Regions from separate parts of the Homo sapiens genome. Here regions 2 and 3 are each linked to region 1. A link is a loop called in an ENCODE intact Hi-C map of the cell type or tissue named here. Cell type or tissue: mammary epithelial cell. All regions are shown on one strand.

Region 1 (8,000 bases):
ACATAAACAGAATTCAGAGAAAAGGGATTTCCTCAAAGTCTCTCAAGGATAGAAAGATAAAGAGCCAACAGCTGCAGAGCACTGGAAACATTTAGTGTTGATCTTGGGAAAGAAAGTATTTGCTGCCACTTTGTGACAAGCTTGCAAGATCTGGTAATAACCAGGAGACAGGATGTTCTAACAGGAAGTACTGTGGCTTGGGAGAGACAGATTCTACTTGTAAAATGAGGGCATTGAGCTGAATGATTTTTCATGCCTTCTGACTGTTAACATCTGAGGTTCTTGCATATAGAGCTTCCTTCAAAGCCTGAGACATTCAGACAACTTGCCCCTCTTCCAATTAGGGAACTGATCTTTGGAGTCTTCCACATACCCTCCCAATGCCTTCTACTCCATTCACTATATCTATCCTTCAAGATCAAGCTCAAATGCTCCTCTCCCAACAAATCATCCCAATCTATTGCTGCCTTTCCAATACACTTTCTCAATCTTCGTATATTTAGCAATCAGGGGTTTGAGGGACAGTTCAAAACCTATTACAGGCCCTTCCTTTTTCATCCCTTAATATACTGTAATGAATCTACCTCTAGGTAAAGAGTTCTGTAAGAATTATTATTTATAAGCATATAATTATAAATATGTATTATAAATACAGTCGGCCCTCCATATCTGTGGGTTCTACATCCGTAAATTCAACAAAGCTTGGATTGAAAATATTTTCTTTAAAATGGATGGTGACATCTGTACTAAACATGTATAGACTTTTTCTTCTTGTCATTATTCTCTAAACAATACAGTATAACAACTATCTACATAGCATTTACATTATATTAGATATTACAAGTAACCTAGTGATAATTTAAAGCATACACAAGGTGTGTAGGTTATATGCAAATACTATACAATTTACATAAGGGACTTGAGCATCATTGATTTTGATATCCACAGGGGGTCTTGGAACGAATCCCCCACGGATACTGAGGAACGACTGTATGTATAAATACCAATTATAAATAAATAAGTATATATTATTCATAAGGTTGTTGTGTGACAAAATTATAAATTAGAATGTTGTTTGTATTTGTCTGAACACACATGCATAGCATAAATTTCCCTATATAAACTTCCTAAGATGTCAAAGAAGTACATTAACTAAAATTATTGGGCCACTTAGAGGAGAATTATCTCTAATACAATTCAAGAATCATCTGACAAGGCAGGAAGACAAGGCAGAGTCTTACAGAGAAGAGGGTGCAGGAACCTGGGGTGGCCATCACAGGTCCCACGAAGGGCGAAGAGCACCCTTAACCACTGTGGGTGAGAGTTGTATGGGAGGCTGAAGCTCCATGATAACCAAGGTGGCTGAAGGTGGAAGGAAAAAACAAGGTGGTGGCATTTGATGTCAAAAGACCAGTCATCTCTATACAAGGAGCTGCTAAGACCTGACCCTTCCCCCCCCACAGTACTAATAATGAGAACAACAATAACAACCACAAGAGCTAACATTTATTGAGTGTTTACTACATGCCAGGTACTATTCTGAGCTCTTTACACATTTTAAGACATTTAATCATGACTCTCTGTGGCAGATATGATTTTTAATTCTCCTTTGCAGGAGGAAACTGGAGCACGGAGAGGTCAAGTCACCTGCTTACAATAGCACAGGTATTGTAACACAGGTGATAAGCTGAGACATGGTTTACACAATATGGCTCCAGAGCCCACATTCATAGTCACCATGCTTCACAACCATCCAGCACCAAAGAATGCCCTCACCCATTAATATGCATTCCCCCAGAAATCTCTTACTATGAATGTATCTTTTCCTTTACTGTGGAGTTCCATCTACTAATTTTCTGAATATTCATCCTTTTGGTACCATGAGCAAGGTGGTTTTGGAAGTTCTTCCCAGCCATGTTTCCCTTGTATAAAAGTGTGTCTAGAAAGTGAAATGGGCACAGATATAATTCTTCATGGACCCTACATCCTATTAAGAAGACTCTGGTCAACAGTCTTCTTAACAGGAATAAATACAATGGCATGCACCAAACAATATAAAACTTTAGATGTAATAAGGATAGGATAAGGAAAATAGCTTTAATGAAACTTTGTGAGGTGAATGTGATTACTACACTACAGAATCCAGCCTGAAACTTTATTTATTTATCTATCTACCTATCTATTTATTTATTTATATGGAGTCTCGCTCTGTCACCTGGGCTGGAGTGCAGTGGTGCAATCTCGGCTCACTGCAAACTCCGCCTCCCAGGTTCAAGCAATTCTCCTGCCTCTGCCTCCTGAGTAGCTTGGACTACAGGCACCTGTCACCACACGCAGCTAATTTTTATATGTTTAGTAGAGACAGGGTTTCACCATGTTGGCCAGGCTGGTCTTGAACTCCTGACCTCAAGTGATCCACATGCCTCAGCTTCCCAAAGTGCTGAGATTACAGGTGTGAGCCACTGGGCCTGGCCTGAAACTTTACTTTAAAAGACTACCGATAGTCTTCTCTATGCTATAGAAAATAAATCAAAAGCAAAAGTATTTCTGTTAGCTCAACTTGTCAGTTTTATTTTGGGGCTCAGGTAGGAAGAAAAAAGAGTATTAGATCTCCAATTATGACTCCCTCCCCACCCACACACACATACGCCTTTCTCAAGCAAGTAGTACTAGTCTCTAGACAAATCCAAAAATATGAGTATCATCTATAAATGACACCTTTCCAGTTTTTCTTAAAGCATTAAAAAAAGAAAATACAACTTCCTTTATTCCTAGACAAAACATGAAGGTAAATAGTAAAGCCACTGGGCTTCCTAAAAAGCAATGCACTGAGCCTCATCAACCTGAGAATGGAAAGCGTATGAAGCAGATATTACAGGCAGCACCTTTCCTGGATAAAGTTGCTTAATCACCATGCAAAATTCAAGCCTATCATTCTTAGATAGAAAATTCTATAACCTCAGACAGGGCCTGACATCATGAGTGACCTTGAAACAGAACCCACACTCTTGAAATGATTTCCCCCCATATTGTCTGAACAGAGCACAAGCCTCAGTGCTGATGGGTAATTTTAAGGCATCACAATGACAAGTCTGCCAAGGCAAATGTTTTTAACTGCTTCACTTAGCTGACCTTATTTGCCATAAATTCAGGCTAATCCATATCTAATTCTTACTGGGTAACTCACTTGTTTACTGTCACCACTGGCCCTGGTCTCTTGGCATCTTATAAACTCTAGCCAGGCCCCAAATTCCTCAAGGATGTCTGGCTCTTGTCATATTACAGTGCTAGGAATGCAGCATGAATGGCTCATTCCTCCAGGCTCGTTAATGTCACAGCCTCACATTCACTTACCATTAGGATCTTCTAAGGGAAACTTGAGTTCACCCAAAGTTCCAAGGAACACAAAGTCAGCCATGTTGAAGTGATATACGCCAAGGAATATTGTACAAAGAAATGAGTGCTTCTCTTAGTTATTCCTCACAGTTAGTCTCTCATAAAATTTCAGAACAGAAAAGTATTTATAGGTCATTCAATTCTATTCCTTTATTAATATTTATTTTTTAAAACTGAGGCTTGCGAGGTTACATTTCCAAGGTCACGATGCTACTTAGGGGCAGAATTAAGGTTCTTACCCTAGTTATTTCTAATATATATGGTGCTAATTCCCTAGATTCATAGGAAAAGTCACAATAATAATAAAACTAATATTTATGTAGCCTTTAGATTTACAATGACCCCTTTGCTCTTTGTAGTTTCATACAATAATCTGAGCAAAGGCATGACAAACATAATTAACATCTCATTTTGAAGACTAGAAGACTTATACAGTAAGCTTTAAGTGACTTATTCAAGTTTTCATAATTAAAATGAGGGATTGTGAACTGAGCCCAATGTTTAAGTTCTATATCCTTGAGTAAATTACTAACTTCTGTCTCTTCTAATTTATAAAATGAAAATATAATGTAACAGTGTCTGCATCAAGGAAGAATTTTTTTCTTGAGAATTAAATGAAGTGATGTACTAAGTGAATAAACCCCTTAGCATTCTGCCCGACAGTTTGCAAGGGGACAAGAAATAACAAAGTTTTGTTTTGTATTTAAATTGTTATTTTTCTGAAACATCCTACCAGCAACACAAAATTATGACTTCGGGATTAAAGATAAAGAATAATTCACTAAAGTTCCAAGAATCATTTTAGTTGAATTTAAAAATGCAACGCTAAAAAAATAAATAAATAATAAAAACGCAATGTTGAGTTTATCCATCTTTTGAGTTTCATCACGATAGTAATATTTGCCATCAAATGCAGTTAGGCACTGTTATCATCTTAATACAAGATATTATTGCATCATAACCTTTCCATACGAAGAAAATTACAAAGAACTATTTTCACCTTGATGTTTAAAGCTGCAAACAAAAGGGCAGATCATCTTCCGTATATATTGCAGAGGCCAACAGCCATATGCAGTGACTGGATACAGCCTCACGGTGGTGCTAAATCATCACTGATAACAACTCAAGACCCATTGAAAGCTCTACAGAAACCAAACTGAGGCAGGACTGAAACATTCCTAATGTTAAACAGCAAGGAATTTGCTTTGGATCCCTACGGTTCTTCTGGACCAACCTTGCGCAATGATCCTGACATGTCTCAACAAATCCATTAGCAATGTTAATATACAGTTTTTGTCCTGGCATTGCAACAAATAAAATATACACAAAAGATTTTTATTATCCTTAAAAAGAATTGTGCAGCCTTACCTTTTAAAATGTTATGTTGACTTAGAATTCCCAAACTGGATTTGGGCCCCATTCATCTACTGTGTATCTTAAGTTTATGTATGCCTTGGAGACATTTGTTAAATTCCTTATATCTCCCAGCCCCCAAATTTCAGCTTGAAATTTCAACTCTTTTTGACTCCTTTCCTCTTCTACTCTCCTATTTAAAACAGCCACAAAATTTTATCAATTTGCCCTTTATAATATCTCCCACCTATCTATTTCTTTCTTCAGTCAGCTTCCAGACCCACAGTTCAGACCCTTTTACCACATGTCTAGGCTATTTCAATAACCCTTAAGATTAGGCTTAGAGGAGATTGCACCACTGCCCTCCAGCCTGGCAACAGAGCAAGACTCTGCCTTAAAAAAAAAAAAAAAAAAAAAGATTAGGCTTAGAGGACTACCTCCCAACCGCAACTGTACATTACAATTGCTTGAAGAACTTAAAAAATACCCAACCCCAGGGATTCTGATTTAATTGGTCTGGGGTGGATAAAGAGGTTTTTTTATTTTTTTAAAGCTTCCCAGTGATTGTAATTTGCAGTCACAGTTGAAAATTACTGCTAGAGGTGTGCCCAGCATACCACAGTCAGATTAACCTTCTTAAACTACCAACTCTCTGGGCCAAACATTTTAAGTAGTTTCCCATCTTCGCAAAGATTGCGAATTAGTGACTTAAAGTCCAAACTATCCCAAAGATGTGTTTTTATTTGACCTATTTAAAAATTGTTCAGATCCAACATCTAAAAATTGGGAGATGTCACATAAAACCCAGATTTCTTCCTTCTTTTTAAAAATTCCAAAATCTTGGCACAAATGGCCCACATTCCCATGCAACTATCAGCTGGAGCTGAGTAGTGGCTGCCCTTAAGACATGTCACATATCTTCCAGGTGATTCAGTCCCATCACTCCCCATTTACAGCTGGCTTTATGATTCATTTATACTATCTTCCTGGCCTCTTAATTTTAGTTTGTAGCCCTGATCTAGAGAATAAAGTTCAAACTCAATGATACGTTCACTTACTCATTCCCTTAACTACTCATTTATTCATGCATTCAATAGTATTGATTTTGTGTCTATGCTATGCAAACACTTGGAATTCAAAGTCCCTCATATCTTGGCCCTATTCTTTCTAACTTCACATTCACCTTCCTCTAACAAAGTTATTTCTAACTAGTAGTTAGTTTACGAGACACCTTCCTCCCAATATTCATAGCTTAGAGGCTAATTTCCAAAACGCCTTTGAGGTCAGGTAATGCTATGTGACAAAGTGGGCCAGTGGGATGCGAGCAAAAGTGGCATGTGTAACTTCTAAGTCGTATCCATAAGAAGAAAGGTGGCTGCCCTCCATTTTCCCCTTCTTGTGAGCTGGAATGCAGACATGGTATTGGTGGTGAGCCATAGAAGAGCAAGAGGGAGAAGCAACCTGGACCTCAGGACGACCTCTATCTTCCCTCGACTGTCTGCCTCTAGGTAAAAGAGAAAGAGACTTCTATCTTATTGTATTTTGGGGTCTCTTTGTTTATAGTGGCTTAGCCTATACTCCAAAACACCAACGATTTCTCTTAACTATCACCCAAACATACCTTGAATATTCTTGCCCTCCACCCTGGCATATGCACAAGTTCCTGTCACTAACATTATGCCTCCTCATCTCTGCTATATAAATTCTACTCATCATTCAAGGCCCAGATCAAGTATTCCCTCTCCTGTGATGCTTCATCAAGCTACATTTGTATTATCTTCTTTTTTCTGTTCTCCCACTGCATGAATTTTCCCTTGGCACTTACCAAATATTGTCTTATGTAACAGACACAGAGCCTTGAATTATGTTGCCATATCTACCTCAAGTACTACATCCAGGACCTAAAACAAAATTTTAGATTGTGCATCATAAAAATTAAAAAGTATTCAGAGTTTCTACAGTATTAAACTTCTATACTTTTTGTTTAATAATTATGTGCACTGTCAACTCATGTTCAATCTGTGATCCTTTAGGATTCTTGAATCTTCTCATTTTAATTACAAAACTGAACCTACCCAATTCTTTAAGAATCTGGCTTTTTCCTTGGTATTTAACTAAATCCTAGTTTTCTTTATTCTTGTATCTAAACAATTCCTTGACTTTTTGGATACATATTTCAAAGATTCAGAAATGCACTGAAAAGATCAAGGGCTCCAGTTTGAATGGTAATGAAGAGACAACTCATAGTGTCATCATATTTGGAATCTGAAAGTCTCTAGGACAACACTAGAGGAAGAAAGTAGAAGATACTCTCAAGGAAGGAAAGTTAAAAAAAAATGGGTGACAGAGAGTGAAAACTAGATCCAGAAGAAAAGTAAAGAAAAGCAATGGGAAAGAAGATAAAAGGAAGAGAGAATACAGAGACAAGAGGAGGACTAGCAACTGTGAATGAAAAAGTTAGCATAAGGGAAAGGCACATGCAAAATGGAATGCCAGTGAAGAAAAGTGGAATTCCATAGCCTCAAGACGCTTCCTGATAAGGATACTCATAAGAGATCATTATCAACATCCAAGTAGTGTAGAGCACACTACCACTCCATCAACACTAGGAACACTGGTGCATGGTGGGTATAAAAGAAACATCAAAGGCAAGTAAGAATTGAATTTATAGCAGAATCGTGATTGCAAGTTACTCTGTGGGTGAATAAAAAAGGATACAGCTGTGTTTCAAATGGGACTTATTTGAATCTCAAATCCAGTAAATAATGGCTAGACAGGACTTTTTTTAAAAGAGTAGGCTATAATGGGCCATGCGGCGGCTCCTGTCCATAATCCCAGCACTTTAGGAGGCCAAGATGGAGGATGGCTTGAGCCAAGGAGTTCGACACCAGCCTGGGCACATGGTGAAATGTTGTCTCTACAAAAAATACTAAAATTAATATGAAAATTATCCAGGCATGATGGTGTGTACCTGTAGTCCCAGCTACTGGGTAGGCTGAGGTGGGAAGATCAACTAAGCTCCAGGAGGTGGAGACTTGACGTGAGCTATCATCACGCCACCACATTCCAGCCTGGATGACAGAGTGAGACCCTGTCTCAAAAAACAAAAACAAACCAACAAGAACAAAAAAAGGGCTCTCAAAAGTATTTTTTTTTTCCAAGACAAATTCCAGAAGATGACTTGGTCTTAGCCTTGTAGCTGTGTCTTATCCTAAAAGAAAGCCAAGAGTGAGACCCTTAAAATATGGGTG
Region 2 (8,000 bases), 180 kb after region 1:
TCATGCCAGGGATGCAGGGATGGTTTAACATATGCAAGTCAATAAATGTGATACACCACATAAACAGAATTAAAAACAAAAATCACATGATCGTCTCAATAGATGCAGAAAAAGCATTAAACAAAATCCAGCATCCCTTTATGATTAAAAATATAATAAATAATAAACAATACATATATTATAAATATCATAATATATAAAATATAATAATAAAATAAAAAATGATAAATATAATAAATATAATAAAAGCCATCGATGACAAACCCACAGCAAACATAATACTGAATGGGGAAAAGTTGAAAGCATTCCCTCTGAGAACTGGAACAAGACAAGAATGCCTACTCTCATCACTTCTCTTCAACATAGTACTGGAAGTCCTAGCCAGAGCAATCAGACAAAAGAAAGAAATAAATAGCATCCAAGTTGGTAAAGAGGAAGTCAGACTGTCACTGTTTGCTGATGATATGATCATTTATCTAGAAAATCCTAAAGATTCCTCCAGAAAGTTCCTAGAACTGATAAAATAATTCAGCACAGTTTTCAGAAACAAAATTAACGTACACAAATCAGTAGCTCTTCTATACACCAACAGCGACCAAGCTGAGAATAAACTCAAGAACTCAACTCCTTTTACAATAGCTGGAGGCATCACATTACCTGATTTCAAACTACACTGTAAGGCCATAGTCACCAAAACAACATGGTACTGGTATAAAAATCAGCACATACACTAATGGAACAGAATAGAGAATCCATAAATAAACCCAAATACTTACAGCCAACTGATCTTCCACAAATCAAACAAAAACATAAAGTGGGGAAAGGACACCGTTTTCAACAAATGGTGCTGGGGTAATTGGCTAGCCACGAGTAGGAGAATGAAACTGGATCCTCATCTCTTCCCTTACACAAAAACCAACTAAAGATGGATTAAGGACTTCAATCTAAGACCTGAAACTATAAAAATTCTAGAAGATAACATTAGAAAAACCCTTCTAGACATTGGCTTAGGCAAGGATTTCATGACCAAGAACCCAAAAGCAAATGCAATAAAAACAAAGATAAATAGCTGGGACTTAATTAAACTAAAGAGCTTTTGCATGGCAAAAGAAACAGTCAGCAGAGTAAACGAACAACCCAAGAATGGGAAAAAAATCTTCACAATCTGTACATCTGACTGTGGACTAATATCCAGAATCTACAATGAACTCTAACAAATCAGTAAGAAAAAAAGAAACAATCCTATTAAAAAGTGGGCTAAGGATACGAAGAGACAATTATCAAAAGCAGACATACAAATAGCCAACAAACATGAAAAAGTGCTCAACATCACTAATGATCAGGGAAATGCAAATCAAAACCACAATGCGTTACCACTTTACTCCTGCTAGAATGGCCATAATTTAAAAATAAAAAAATAATAGATGTTGGCATGGATGTGGTGAACAGGGAACACTTCTACACTGCTGGTGGGAATGTAAACTAGCACAACCACTCTGAAAAACAGTGTGGAGACTCCTTAAAGAACTAAAAGTAGAACTACCATTTGATCCAGCAATCCCACTACTGGGTATCTACCCAGAGGAAAAGAAGTCTTTATATGAAAATGATACTTTGCAGAAACGTGAAACCAACCCAAATAAAGAAACTGTGAGATGTAGATAGATAGATAGATATAGATATAGATACATATGATGAATATATGTATTATATATAATATATGAACTGTATATATGAATATATGTATAATATATAATATATGAACTATAATATATGACTACATGTACAATATATATGAACTGTGATATATATGATATATGTGTAAGATATATATCATATATATGATGAATACTATATATATCACCATATATAGGAATACGATATATCATATATGATATACATATATCTCATATATATATGATGAATACTACTCAGCCATAAAAAGGAATGAATTAATGGCATTCGTAGCAACCTGGATGAGATTGGAGGCTATAATTCTAAGTGAAGTAACTCAGGAATGGAAAACAAAACATTGTATGTTCTCACTCATAAGTGAGTGCAAAGCTATGACGATGCAAAGGCATAAGAATGACACAATGGACTTTGGGGACTCGGGGGAAAGGGTGGGAAGGGGGTGAGGGATAAAAGACTACAAATAGGGTGCAGTGTATACTGCTAGGGTGATGGGTGCAACAAAATCTCACAAATTACCACTAAAGAACTTACTCATGTATCCAAACACTACCTGTTCCCCAATAACCTGTGGAAATTAAAAAAAAAAAAAGAAATAAAAATAAAAAACAGAGACATTTAGTTGCAAATAAAAAATAACAATCTTAGTAAAAACAGAACTTCTGTTCAAACCAATGCCATCAAAAGATAAAGGGGAAGAATTCCTCTCCTTTTATGGCTATGGGACCTGAATTCTGGGGCTTCAAAGCTTGAATCAGAGTAAACATTTAAGTAAATGCTTCCAATCTGCATAATGGATGCGGCTTTTCTCTCTAAAAAAAATGTCTCTTACATCTACCCTTTTTTTTTTCAGAGTGTCATGAGGCAAGATGGAGTTTCTTATTGAAGGTGAAGGCCAAGCAAGACCAGCGACAGCATCATGACAGGTGAAGCACCAAAAAAGTAGTCTAGAGCTTTTTATCATTTCAAATTTGCTCCTTGCAGATCTCCCTAATGCCAAGCAGATCAAAGCATGGAATATTCATAAAACCCCATTAATTCCATCAGCACCCATTACCATAAGTTGAATCAATTTTTGCAACTGGAGCTTTCATTATAGGCATCATCCATATCCCTCCACCCACCCTAACAGACCCCATTTTAATCTCTCCCCACCCCTGCATATATGAGCACAAAATGTTTTCAGAATTTACGTACACTTCACACCTTGCCAGTGACAATCATGCCCCCTAAAACCAAAACAAGTAACAATAATGTGGACTTTGTTCTTTTCAGGGAGCTCATTGAAGGGTGGAGCTGAACCCCCACAAAGCAGGATAAACCAGTTCCTATTAAACCAATGCATCAGAGACACTGAAATAACACAAGTAAACACCAGCCTGAGGCTAGGAAACTGAGGTTCTGGTCTTAGCTCTGCCACGTATTAAACAAATCATTTCTCCTCTAAAACTCAAGAAATGGCATTGAGGTCCCCTCTGTTACCAAAATTCTATGATTCTATGACTTCTTGTAGGTAGCCATTATCAGCTATCCTTTGCTTCTCTCCTCCTCACATGACTAAGCAACAACAAAACATGTGACAACTTTAGAATTTCCCACATTTTAGCCCCCACTCCCTCATGAGAATTTTTCTAGTGGTCTTAAGATCATCCTGAATACTCTGCAGATTAGGGCAATGTAAGACACAGAATCTTTACCCTAGAGACTTTACCTATTGCTCCGGTATCACGAAAATTTACCGAGTAAAGAAAGAAAGCCCTCCTCCCATTATTCTAGCAAGAAGGGAACACACTGACCAAAGATTCATTCCTCTTGGGCCTATAGCCTCATTTCAACAGTTAAGGGATTTTGCGCCATCATAGCATTTACCAAACGTAAGCCTTTAGTTAGCAGAGTGCTAACTCTTAATCAGGTGCTCCTAATTCCAGCACTGTACATCACATTACTGGTGGCTGTTTGTGCGTCATGAACCAGTCCATTAACAGCCTACCCTTGGTCACTTACATGCACAATGGCAAAAGCAGAGAACACTGGAGTGTTCATCAGAACTTTAAGTTCTCAAGGCAGCAGATATGGTCAAAGATGCTCACTTTGAAATCCATTAGCAAAGTGCCGCATGAGAGATTGATACTTGGCCTCTCAGTAATGCTGTTTTCCTCTAGGATTGGAACAGATGATGACCGTTTCTTGAGTTAAGCAAAAGTTGGCTTGCACTCAGGAGCCATGTTTAAACACCAGAATTACCTTGAGTTCAGGGAGATGCTCCCACAAGGAGAGGCCCAAGAAAACTGAGATCAACCAAGGAAAAGCAAATGTATGCTCCCCATCCCCAGGGAGCTCCCAGAGCAGGCCTGGGCTTATTGAGTAAATTGATATGCAGAATTACTCATGATATTTAAATTTCTTTCCAAATGCTCCCAGTTGAATTTATATATGTTACATCACATGATGTAACTCCACTGTAATGTCACTAAGGCAAGCATACTGAATTTTCTGGGATGGGCCAAATTCAGATATTTTGTCTCAGCCTCAGAGTATGTGACACGTTACAGGTTTCAGAGACTGCAGTCATTCTAGAAAATAATACAGTTCTTTGAAAGATAATTCACCCACTTTTTCAGACTAGATTAGGAAATGACATGGTACAGTCATGACAGGTACAGTCCTGTCTTGTTTTCTATTAAAAAGCCTTGATCTATTACTGTGGCAAGTATATGATATACTATTTTTGACAAACAGTTAAATAAAAGATATTCTTTTAAAGTTATTTTAACACAATTCTTCTTTTACACAACTAAATATTTTGCTTATATTTTGAAGTAGTTTCATCTTCAGCTTCTCTCATTACTTTTCACTGGGACAGAAACACACACACACACACACACACACACACACACACACACACACACATAAAATCTGCCCTCCTGATTAGAACCTCAAAATTCTATCTCTAATTCTAGAATGAAGCATAATCTTTCTGAAGCAGTAATTTTTTTAAACCAGGGGTTGTAGGGCTCTGGTGATATAGGAATTTTGAAGCTAGTGTCCAGAGGGTAAGGCTGGTGGAGATACCAATGGTGTGCAGGTGGTGGCAGCAGCACTCTTTGCGGGCCCACTCTCCTCAGCCCAGCTGCTACCACATCTCTCCTATTCCAGGCAACCACATCCAAATCACTGCATCCTTCCCCTGTACCACAGTTTACTCCTATTGGTACAGTTTCTTTCCCATGAAAAACAAAGCTGGTATACACTTCCACACTCCCCATCTACCACAGGCAGTAAAACCCAGCAAGCATCTCTCAAGAATTTTCTCTGGACATGCCACTGTAACTGGCACTTGAATCCTGCCAATTTTTCATTCTGAGATGAAAAGATGAAAAGCATAAGGACATCATGTCACTGGGCACAAAGCACTCAACAAATTTTCTAAATTGAAGTATCTGCCAATGATAGCTAACATTTATTGAGCACTTACAATGTGCTGGGCATTCTACTAAACATTTTCATGAAGTAGCTCACTTAATCCTTATTATAACCCTATGCAGTAGAAATCATTATTATCTTCAAATGATAGACAAGGAAACTAAGCCTCAAAGACAGTGTGCAACCCGCCCAGCGCTCACACAGTGAGAACATGGTGGGACCAGGACTTGAACCTGTGATGTCCCACTCTGATGCTGGTACAGAAATGTCCTCAATTCAGAGGCTCCCTCTGAAATCTTACTCTCAGACAGAGGGGTAGGCTCCAAGCAGAATTCCAGAGACAAATTCCCAGCAGATGGCTTAACTGATGAGAGGACCAAAAAGCACTAGTATCAGCAGAGAAGTGAAGGAATGGAAACAGCAGCAAAAAGAAAAGACAGAAAGGGAAACCAATGTTTGCTAAGGACCTGCTAGGTGACTCACAATCTTGTAAGGTATTACTAATCCCCTTTTCACAGATAAGATTACTGAGGCCCAGAAAGTTAAGTAACACACCAAAGGTAAGATAAGTCAGGACTCCACCAAACTGGAAATGAACAGGCCGAAATTTTCATTCATCTAGGAAAAGAGAGGGAAGAGACGAGATCATACAGTGAGTAGTACTTTGGACCTGAGGCAGGTGAGGGTTTGAGGATGGAGGTGAGGAGAGACACTGGTTAAAAACCAAAGGAAGAATGTGAGGAGCCTTGGGTACACAAGTCATTAGAGGAGGGTTTGGGGCCAGATGAGGTAAGTTAGAAGAAAAGGAGGGACAATGAAGCAGAGAACTAAAATAGAAGGTTTATGGAGGAATAGGGGTAACTAAAGGAATGGCCAAAAAAGCAGAAGATGTTGATCTCTTCCTCCTCTTCTCTTCCTCCCATTCTTTCTCTCTAATGTAAACTTCACTGTCTCCTAGTTCCCCCACTGCTCTACCTCCAGATCTTAGTCTTATTTTTCTTTTCCTTTCCTTTAATGGCCCAAACAGTGGAACCAAAGTATACTTTTACTTTATATGTTGATTGAATAAAGTCATATGCTCTCAGTTAGTTTTTAAATTAACTCAAAAGATAGTTTTCTATCTCTACCACTACCCAGAAACTTCACTGAAACTAGAACCAAGTTTCTCTTCATAAGTAAATATGAATATCTCCATAAATATCATAAGAAGACCTTACTGATTTTTTTTTTTATTTGAGATGGGGTCTCACTCTGTCACCCAGGCTGGAGTGTGGAGGTGCAATCTTGGCTCACTGCAACTTCTGCCTCCCAGGTTCAAGCACTTCTCCTGCCTTAGCCTCCCGAGTAGCTGGGATTACACGCGTGTGCCACCAGGCCCAGCTAAATTTTTTTGTACTTTTAGTAGAGACAGGGTTTCACCATGTTGCCCAGGCTGGTCTCGAACTCTTGGCCTCAAGTGATCTGCCCCCATCAGCCTCACAAAGTGCTAGGATTACAGGCATGAGCTACCATGCCCAGCCGATATTTTCTATTAATACGTATCTTTAAATTTGTCTTATTCCTACCATAGACTAGGTGCTCTGAGGGCATGTTTCTTCCACTGAATTGTAATTTTTAAAAATAGGACTTTGGAGATTTGTTTTATGTATAAGGCCTGCTAAAAACACTAAGGAAAAAAAAAACTCTTTTGTAAGAGGGTCTTAAGTGAAATATTCACTGAAATCTGAGAAATCTTGAGAAGTCGAAGTTCTAAAGCAGATGGTTGCTCTCTATAACTGACTACAAGTGGTTTTAATGGTAGCGAGTTGCTTTTCTCACGTGACAGGACTCTAGCAGCAAATAATTCTGGAGGTGGTACAGAGGCTTGGGGAAATCAATAAGGACCAGCACTTTCTATCCTTCTGTGTGTTGGGATTGCTTTCCCTTATGAGAGGCAGAAATTTTATAGCTTTTCTGTCTATATGCCTCTTGAAGGAAGAATCTGTTTTAAAATATTTTACTAATGTCTGAACCACCGACTTTGATAACATAAAACACAACTTCAAGCCCAAATGTAAGTAGAAAAGACCTTTCAAAATCTTCATTCATTTATTCAGTCACTCACCAAACATTTGCTAGTTTGTACCTGATCTGAGGTAGGCACTGGCAGGGAGAGTGAGAGATAAATAAACTATAAAATGTTGTCTCTAGGAGCTTTCATTCTGGTGCAAGAGACACATAAAAACAATTTACCACAGGTCGCTCGATCATGTACTACAAGTAAGGAAAGAACGGGGGGCCGGTGGGAACTCAGAAAAGGGGAAGTTACTGCCTGAAGACACTAGGGAAGCCTTCATAGAAAGGATAATCCCTCTAGTCTTGAAGGATACACAGACATTTGCCAAGTGCATTTTCAATGCCAGGAGCAATAGGCTCACAGGATAGAAAAGGAGCTAGAGATTCAAATCAGATAGTAAAAGTCTTTAGATGCTCAGCAGAGACAAATGGGTTTCTTCAGTCTGAGAATGACATGGAGAGCTTCAAATGTGAAGAAGAAAATTTGCAACATTGTAAAGACAAATTTATATAAGGAAGTAGCCAGAGAGAAGGCAGCTGTGGTCATCTCCAAGATGTGATAAGTGACTAGATGAGACAGAGACAGAGAGGAGTAGAAAAGATGGGCTGATTGTGAATTTCTAAGGCAGATGTGACAGGGTTTGATACACGATTAGAGGTGGAGTGATAGGGAGGAGACATTGTCAATGGCAATTCACAGATTATCAGGCTAGATGGAAGCTAGATGGAAGGTGATATCATACCTAGAGACTAAAAATAATGTTCTTGACAGGAGTTGCTGAGCTCAGTTCTAAAGTGTTGAGTTTGAGGTTCTGAGAGGCATCCAGGTC
Region 3 (8,000 bases), 310 kb after region 1:
AGAACACTTGTGATATTTTGTTGTGGTGGGTGGCTAAGATATTTGAATTTTTGAGTCATGAGGAAATTGAAGAGTTAAATCTCACTAGCTCACAGAACCAAGCAGAAAGATAAATGCAGAGTTTAAATGTCTTTTCTCCTTCTAAAACAAACAGTGCAGAGTCAGGCATTTAAGGCAACTTCCATTATAGTAAATTTTGCACAAATAGGGTCTAGAGTATGTGTCCTACAAAACTATTCCTTTTAGAAAATTAATAATCAACAAAGTAACAATAGATGGCTACTACGATGCAAAAACAGAAGTAGTCCAGAAAGGACCCCCTTTTCTGGAATTAGCTTTGTACCCAAATAGAATTTCATGTTTACAGGCCAAGGGTCTGAAAGAGAAAAGCTAAGTTTCTAAAGATAAATGGGTTAAAAGCTGGGGAGTCTGGATGGCATCCCCTGAGATACCATTTACCTGGCATCAGGAACGTTCAGTTTTTGAGTCAAAGCTATGTCTACGGTATGAGACAGACAGGTGTTGTTTTCAGGTCCTTCAGCAGAGGTTCAATTTCCTGGGATGCCAAGGGAGGAAAGTTCAGGCCAACTCAGCTTGTCTTTACTGACAGCAGGCCAAACTCTAGTGACGATCTGATTTGGAGAGCCAAGAAGTCTTAGTTTTGATCTTTGGTAAGGAAAAGCTGAGACTCTGGCCAAGTCAACAGAAAAGGGAAGAGGCCAGGGTGGGAGTAAATCTTATGAGATGATGCCTGCCTACACACTGGGAAGGCGTGTCCAGTTTGAGGCCTCTGGCTTGCCTGCTTACACTTAGGGCAATTACTGAGCTGCTGTTTACTAAGCCTTTACATAGAGGATATATTCATTTACTGTGTCTTTGACATGCTGTTTTAAAACATCTTAGAGAGGGGTCTTACCAGTGACAGATGACCCTGAGCTCAAGAACAGGGTCCTGTAGCTTTTCCAGAACCCTTTCCTGGGAGGTCTAAATCAACCTTCTGCTTTGCTTAATGTCAGAAATAGGAGGACGGTAACCAGGCTGGGAGCCCAGTAAAAGGCAGCTGGCTTCAACTGGCCTGTGGAAGTTGCTTTCTCTGTAGCATATAACTGGACAGACATATGGTGTAACAGTTTAAAGCACAGGCCATGAAGTCAGAAATGGGTCAGTTCCCAGTTCTGCCATTTTCCAGCTTTGTAAATTTCAGTAATTTTTAAAATCTCTGTAAGTTGGCTGGCCACAGTGGCCCACACCTGTAATCCCAGCACTTTGGGAGGCCAAGGTGGGCAGATCATGAGGTCAAGAGATGACCATCCTGGCCAACATGGTGAAACCTCGTCTCTACTGAAAATACAAAAATTAGCTGGGCGTGGTGGCACGCGCCTGTAATCCCAGCTACTTGGGAGGCTGAGGTAGGAGAATCACTTGAACCAGGGAGGTGGAGGTTGCAGCGAGCCAATATCGCGCCACTGCACTACAGCCTGGCGACACAGCAAGACTCCGTCTCAAAAAAAAAAAAAAAAAATCTCTGAAAGTCACTCTCTCCTCATCTGAAAAAAATGGGAATATACCTATCTCACAAGAAATAATAAAATAAAATAATACATGTAAAGTGTTTTGGCATTAAGTAAGTTGTTAACATCTGTGTTATCCTTATTACCAGTAGAACAATGAATTGAGAAAAAGGGAGACAGGAAAGTCATTCTTGATCTGTGATTCTATTTCTCAAGTTTTAAAATAGGAACGTGAGTATTCTACCCATTTACCTTTACCCATGAGTTCTTTACCATTTACCTGAGATGACAGAAGTGAATTTCATTAGGACAGAAATACAAGATGATGTCATTAATTAGGCTATCACCTGAGGAAACCAAGATACTATCATTAACAAAAGGCTATCACCTGAGGAAAGATGGCCTTGATATTTGTCTGCTTTCTAATTTTCTTATTACATGAGAATTCGCACTTTCAGTTTGTATTTGTCACGTGCTGAGATTTTAAAATGATATCAAAATGTCTCTATAAAGAAATAAATTTTTAAGAAAAGGAAAAACCAACAGGTGATGAAAAATGAAGCCTCCACATGGCAAGACTTTGCTGAGTCACTAGGCAAACTTTGATCAGGTCAACCTCAGTGAAAAAGAATTTAAACTGACCTAAATCTATCAGAAATGAGATCTCTTTTCTCCCCCTCTGGGGAAAAAACAAAACAAACAAACAAACAAACAAACACCAAAACGGGCCAGGCGCGGTGGCTCACGCCTGTAATCCCAGCACTTTGGGAGGCCGAGGCGGGCAGATTACCTGAGGTCAGGAGTCCAAGACCACCCTGGCCAACATGGTGAAACTCCATCTCTACTAAAAAAATACATAAAAATTAGCCGGGCATGGTGGCACACGCCTGTAAACCCAGCTACTCGGGAGGCTGAGGCAGGAGAATTGCTTGAGCCCAGGAGAGGGAGTTTGCAGTGAGCCGAGATCGTGCCACTGCACTCCAGCCTGGCTGACAGAGCAAGACTCTGTCTCAAAAAAATAAATAAATAAATAAATAACCAAAAAAAACCTAAAACCAAAACAAACACATTTTCTTACCAAAGTTCTGATGCAAAAGCTAACAACCCCACAGTGTTTCATTTTTGTTGAAAAAAAAAATTCTACAGTTTATTACCTTTCCTTGAAAATAATATATACAAGGTCTTAAATATTTACCAGATGATGCAGATCTGCCAGGGTTTTCAGCCAAGTTTCAAAGTTTTATGAAGTCACTTCTTGGACATATTTCTAACAATCTGGCCCATGAAAATTAACCGGGGAAGATATTTCCACCTTCTTCACATGGCCTTGAGCTCACAGTCTCTGTGTGTGCCCATAAGAAACCCACACCCTATAATCATAAATGTCCTAGCTCATTCAAAAGCAATTGTTACTACTGATAAATAAATACACACAAACAAAAGTTTATTCTTTGGGAACATTCATTTCCAGTGAAGACACCATGTGTTCTGGCTTCAGTACAAACTCATTTTCCCAGCCTCTACCTACTTAGATCTCAACTATCTGTTCTCTTTAAATATCTTCTCAAAAATAAATCTCAGTTCAGGTTTTCTACACTAGCAATTTTCAATTTAGACTCCATAAAGCCAAACACAAAACCTGTCTCAATCAGAGTAGATCCACATTTTTTCTTTAAACTTTACAATTTATTTAAATTGAGGCTGTAAAACATTTTTTAAAAATAATATTCTTCTGTAATTATATCCCTTAATACAGAAGTCTGTTTCATTACTTCAGTTGATAAAATTATTTAAATTAATCATAGATATTAAAATGTCTTATTCCCATTTAAAAATCTTTCAAAATTATTGTGTGCCTCTGAGAAATTTCAAATAACAGGGAGGCTGAGCCTCCACATCCTCTCCCAGTTGCCTTGAGGGTCTGGCTGCCAAAAATCTAAGTCTTGCCCATGGGAGTCCCACATACACATCCATCCAGGAAGGTCACATTCCATCCAGAACTCCAGAGGAACAAAATGATCCAAAGGGGTGCAAAATCAGGCCAACCATTTACTCTAGACCAAAATTTATCTATAAAACAGTGACCCAGTTAGTGAAGAAACATTATCCTCATTCCACCACACTATTATTTTTGTGTTTCTATGTGGGTCACAGCACAGAAAAATCCATGGAGAATTTGACAGGGAAAATAAGGAAGTTACAACTGAGGATTGTTGACCCCACTTTTCTGCCTAAGTTGTCAAATAAAGGGAAAGGTAAGACTGACCACAGGGAGTAGCAAACTGCATTTGGCCAGACTTTGGTATTTTACAGATAGGAAAATATATTAAAAGAATTAGGGAACTGATTTACATTTGCTTTTTCTTTTGCCAAGCAAATATACGTTTACAGTGATAACCCTCATCTCTCAGAATCATTCTGTAAAAATGCATTTTAACACTAAAAAGGAGGGAGACTATAATCTCAGGAAAAAAAGGCCATTCTTTTCCTGAATAGGTCAGTTGGCCCTCTTATAGATGTCACAACAAAGGTGGCCACCCTGCCCCCTACTTTGGATTTAATGTTTTGTTTTGTTTCCACTTTGAACCAGTTTAAAGTATTTCAAGGCGATCCCAGTCAACATACTGGATACTCAGAGGAATGAGGCCAGCGCATGATGTGAGCGGGGCTCACAGAGCAGCCTGGGCCTGAGCAGGGCTCACAGAGCAGCCTGGGCCTGAGCGGGGCTCACAGAGCAGCCTGGGCCTGAGCGGGGCTCACAGAGTAGCCTGGGCCTGAGGTGGCTGGCCGTGAGCTCAGCAGGCTGAAGGGGAAATCCCTGTGGGATAACTCTAGTTGCCAATTAGGGAGATCCAACAGAAAACCAAGCACACCACAGCATTTTGTGAGTTTTCCTGTACTCTGCCCAGTCCTAGAAGAGGGCTGAAGGAGCCAGATTACACACCCTCCCCTGCTTTGCCAGCCAGCTTCCCAAGCGTGGTGATCCTTCTCCAGCAGGTGGCAGAACACACACATAGAAAATTACAAAGCTACCCAAGGTTTCTGTCTTTCGGTTGGTCCATTGTGTTACTTCTTTAAAAGTTAGCCATGTATAGTAAGAAATTTTGCAAACAAAAAACCTACTCATATTCCATCCTGGAATCCTGTTTACACAGGTACTTTGGTCTTCACAGGGAGGCTGAAACCTGCAAAGAGGAGGACCACAAAATAAAGAAAATCCTGGCCAATAAACTATGAATACCAGAACCCACATCTTCCAGCTGTTAAAGAACCCAGCAAATAACTCCTGCATTTCACTTTGTCGCCCACACTGGAGTGCAGTGGCATGATCGCAGCTCACTGCAGCCTCAACCTCCCGGACTCAAGAGATCCTCCCACCTCAGCCTCCTGTGTAGCTGGGACTACAAGTGTGTGCCACCACTCTCGACTAATTTTGTATAATTTTTGTAGTGATGAGGTCTCACTATGTTGCCTAGGCTGGTCTCAAATTCCTGGTCTCAAACAATCCTCCTGTCTCAGCCTCTCAAAGTGCTGGCATTACAGGCTTGAGCCACCGCACCCGGCCTCCTGCATTTCTAAAATTTCTAAACCCAATGAAAACTTTCACTAATCTTCATCACATGCACCTATAAGGGTGTAGTTACAAATTGTCTTTTCTAAAGAAACCCATGGATTTTACATTGCCTCTTTCCAAGGAGAAAAGTCATACAGTATCCAAAGTTACACAACGGGTCAGGAGAACAGCCCAGAATACCTGTCAGTGTCTCTCGATTGAAGTGTTTATTCACAGAAGCAAAGTCATGTTTAAAGCTGAAAAAGTATTTCCTAAAATATACTCTAGTTGAATATTTCAGGTACAATAGTAAGTAGGTCACTTGCTCTCTAGGATTCAAAGAATATGGGCCTGCATTACTCTGTTTCTGCCCTGAACAGGAAAGTTAAAAGGAAACACTGCACAACAAGAAAATCCACAGCACACAGCTATTTAAGCAGCTGTGGCTTGGGGGTCAGGTCTATCACTGAAAGCTTTATAGATAATCTTCAAAACTAATTTGACCCACAAAAGTAAAACCAACTGGGCTTTCCCAAAAAATCTGCAAAAACCATATTCATAGTATCACCCTCCCTTCCAGATAATTTATAGTCAGAAATTGAACCCAAGAATAAATGCCCTAGAAATATTTTTTTAAATAGCCTAAATTTGACTGTCAAATCATGTTCCTTCTCCATGTTTTTTTTCAGTGTCTAATCTGGTCCTACTCCTACCCCCAAATAATTTTCCAGGGGTCCCAGGGGTGCCCCATGCTCTACACACCTTCTTTTTTTTTTTTTTTTTTTGAGATGGAGTTTCGCTCTTGTTACCCAGGCTGGAGTGCGATGGCACAATCTTGGCTCACTGCAACTTCCGCCTCCCGAGTTCAAGCAATTCCCCTGTCTCAGCCTCCCAAGTAGCTGGGATTACAAGCATGCACCACCACGCCCGGCTAATTTTGTGTTTGTAGTAGAGACGGGGTTTCTCCATGTTGGTCAGGCTGGTCTCAAACTCCTGACCCCAGATGATCCGCCTGCCTCGGCCTCCCAAAGTGCTGGGATTACAGGTGTGAGCCACCGCACCCGGTCCTACATCTTCTTGGATGCTATCTGCCACACAAAATAGAATAAGAGCTAGAAGGGACCTGACAGGAATACAGCTACTTCTATAGATAAGGAAAACTTGGTCCTGAAACAAACTCACCAAGGCTACAGCTTGCTAGTCCCAATATTGTAATTCCACCCCCCAGTGTCCCATCCCTCTAGGTCTCATCAGGTCATTCATTTTCACTAGAAGTAAGTGTAGGTCAAAGCAACTGGATTCATTACTACTCCTCTCAGAAAACAACTAACAAGGGGTTTTGGTTGAGAAATTTCAGAAAAAAACTGGTTGGTTGGTGGGGAACAATTTTGAACGATGGGTACTTTCCATGTCCTCAAATCACATTCTGCCTGTAAATAAATCACACTTCAAAAATACAAACATAAGAACTGATCTGTAGTGACCCGCTTATTGGCAACTGTAAAGAATGTAAGCTGCATGAGGAGAGAAACTCTGTTTTATTCACATCTGTATTTCCAGTATGTAGAATAGAAGCTGGCACTGAATAGCAGCTCAACAGCAAATATTCGTTAAATGAACAAAATGAAGAAAGCATCCCTCTTTTCTTCTCTCTATAGTCCATCCCCACCCCCATTTTGTTCTCTTAAGGTCTAGTTTCCTTAATCAAAACTATGTTCTGAGGTAAATATCTACCTGTCATTTATACTTTCGTAGCCTTTAAGTCACTGCTTGGAGTGTTTGGAATTTCAGTTTCACATCTAACAAAAGGCTTTGAACCCCCATCGCAGGTCTCCAGTCTCAGCCAACAATGGAAGGCCTTTGTGGCCAGGCCTTTCTGCACATATGGCCAAGATTTGGATTCTTTGGAAGAATAGCAAACTATTCATTGGAACAGCTCCCTTCCCCAGTGACCTCTTGATTCCCTCCTGTGGCTCTCCTTAGCCTTCATATCCTTGTAAAGTAATCTAAAACCCTATCTTCCTGCTGTCTTTATCTTCCTTTCTCAGCTGTCAAAACCTGGAAGACATGCTGCTGTTGCATATTTAGCCTCAACTATATTGTTTAATAAATGCCAAGTTGCCAGTTTCTCACACTCCACTCTATGAAGCCAGAACACCTCACCTTACTGAGTTAACCAGGAACCCATGCTCACCCTATAATACACTAGGGGGTGCTGTTGCTATATCCAGACCCAGTTGCTGTAGCCCGACTGGAAACAGGAAAAGGAAACAAGGGAGCCTTCAGGGTCCTGAGAGACATTTCTAGATGGGCCACTCTCTGCACAAGCCCTCAGCACAGTTCCTCAGAAGCAAAGAACATTATACCTTACCAAGCCACACAATTCCAGAATGAAGTTCACAAATGGTACAAAAAGAAGGGAGGGCTGAAGATCTCCAAGCGAAAGGCTTTATTGTAAGACTCATTAACATACATGGGCCTACACAATCATATTTATGCCAGCTGCTAGATGTGAATAATTAATGCTCACCCTGCTACCAGTTAAAACTCTGTTTAGACAATCAAGTGGCAAATACTGTCAGGCAGAATCGGATACAACAAATGCAATCATAACAGGCGAGAAATACTTGAGTTTATCACTGATTTTCACAATCATCTTTCCTTGTATGTGATATCTAAGACTTTGGGAATGAAAGTTTTATATACAAACAAATGAGTATCCACCTCTCTCAGCCCGCGGCTTGGCTGCTGCACAAAGCTTCCAAGCTGCCAGGGAAGCCTCCTTGGCCTCACTTAACTCTTTGCTGAAATGACTGGTAGACCCCATATGACAGAGAAAGCTCTCACATACATCAAAAAGGCTTTTGGCCTTTCAAATTTCTGAATAAGTCATCATGAAAAAAGAAATATTTTGTTGGGTTTGTGGATTTTTTTAA

Evidence for each region. Hi-C counts contacts between places; a loop is a spot of excess contacts. Peaks named below come from ENCODE experiments on the same cell type or tissue, not always from the same donor. Only the 100,000 strongest peaks of a DNase experiment are listed, where the experiment ranks them.
Region 2: a loop joins it to region 1, with 20 times the contacts of the local background. A loop is called at or near these places in 4 of 110 quality-filtered maps.
Region 3: it touches region 1 in a loop (11-fold over the local background); 37 of 110 quality-filtered maps call a loop at or near these places.

What each region holds. Positions count from the first base shown.
Region 1 is chr14:32,556,950-32,564,949 of GRCh38, reverse strand. All of the region lies in intron 4 of AKAP6 (A-kinase anchoring protein 6), which reads right to left. Among named protein-coding and RNA genes, the nearest start is that of AKAP6, 230 kb to the right of the region's middle. In mammary epithelial cell, a CTCF peak has its summit at 4,480; a DNase peak (open chromatin) is centred at 4,559; H3K27ac peaks cover 398 bases.
Region 2 is chr14:32,379,690-32,387,689 of GRCh38, reverse strand. The region is part of intron 1 of AKAP6 (A-kinase anchoring protein 6); the gene reads right to left. Among named protein-coding and RNA genes, the nearest start is that of AKAP6, 54 kb to the right of the region's middle. In mammary epithelial cell, a CTCF peak has its summit at 4,778; a DNase peak (open chromatin) is centred at 5,619.
Region 3 is chr14:32,251,547-32,259,546 of GRCh38, reverse strand. No RefSeq gene overlaps it. Among named protein-coding and RNA genes, the nearest start is that of RNU6-8, 52 kb to the right of the region's middle. In mammary epithelial cell, CTCF peaks have their summits at 4,507 (motif pointing right) and 7,263 (motif pointing right); DNase peaks (open chromatin) are centred at 4,496 and 7,276.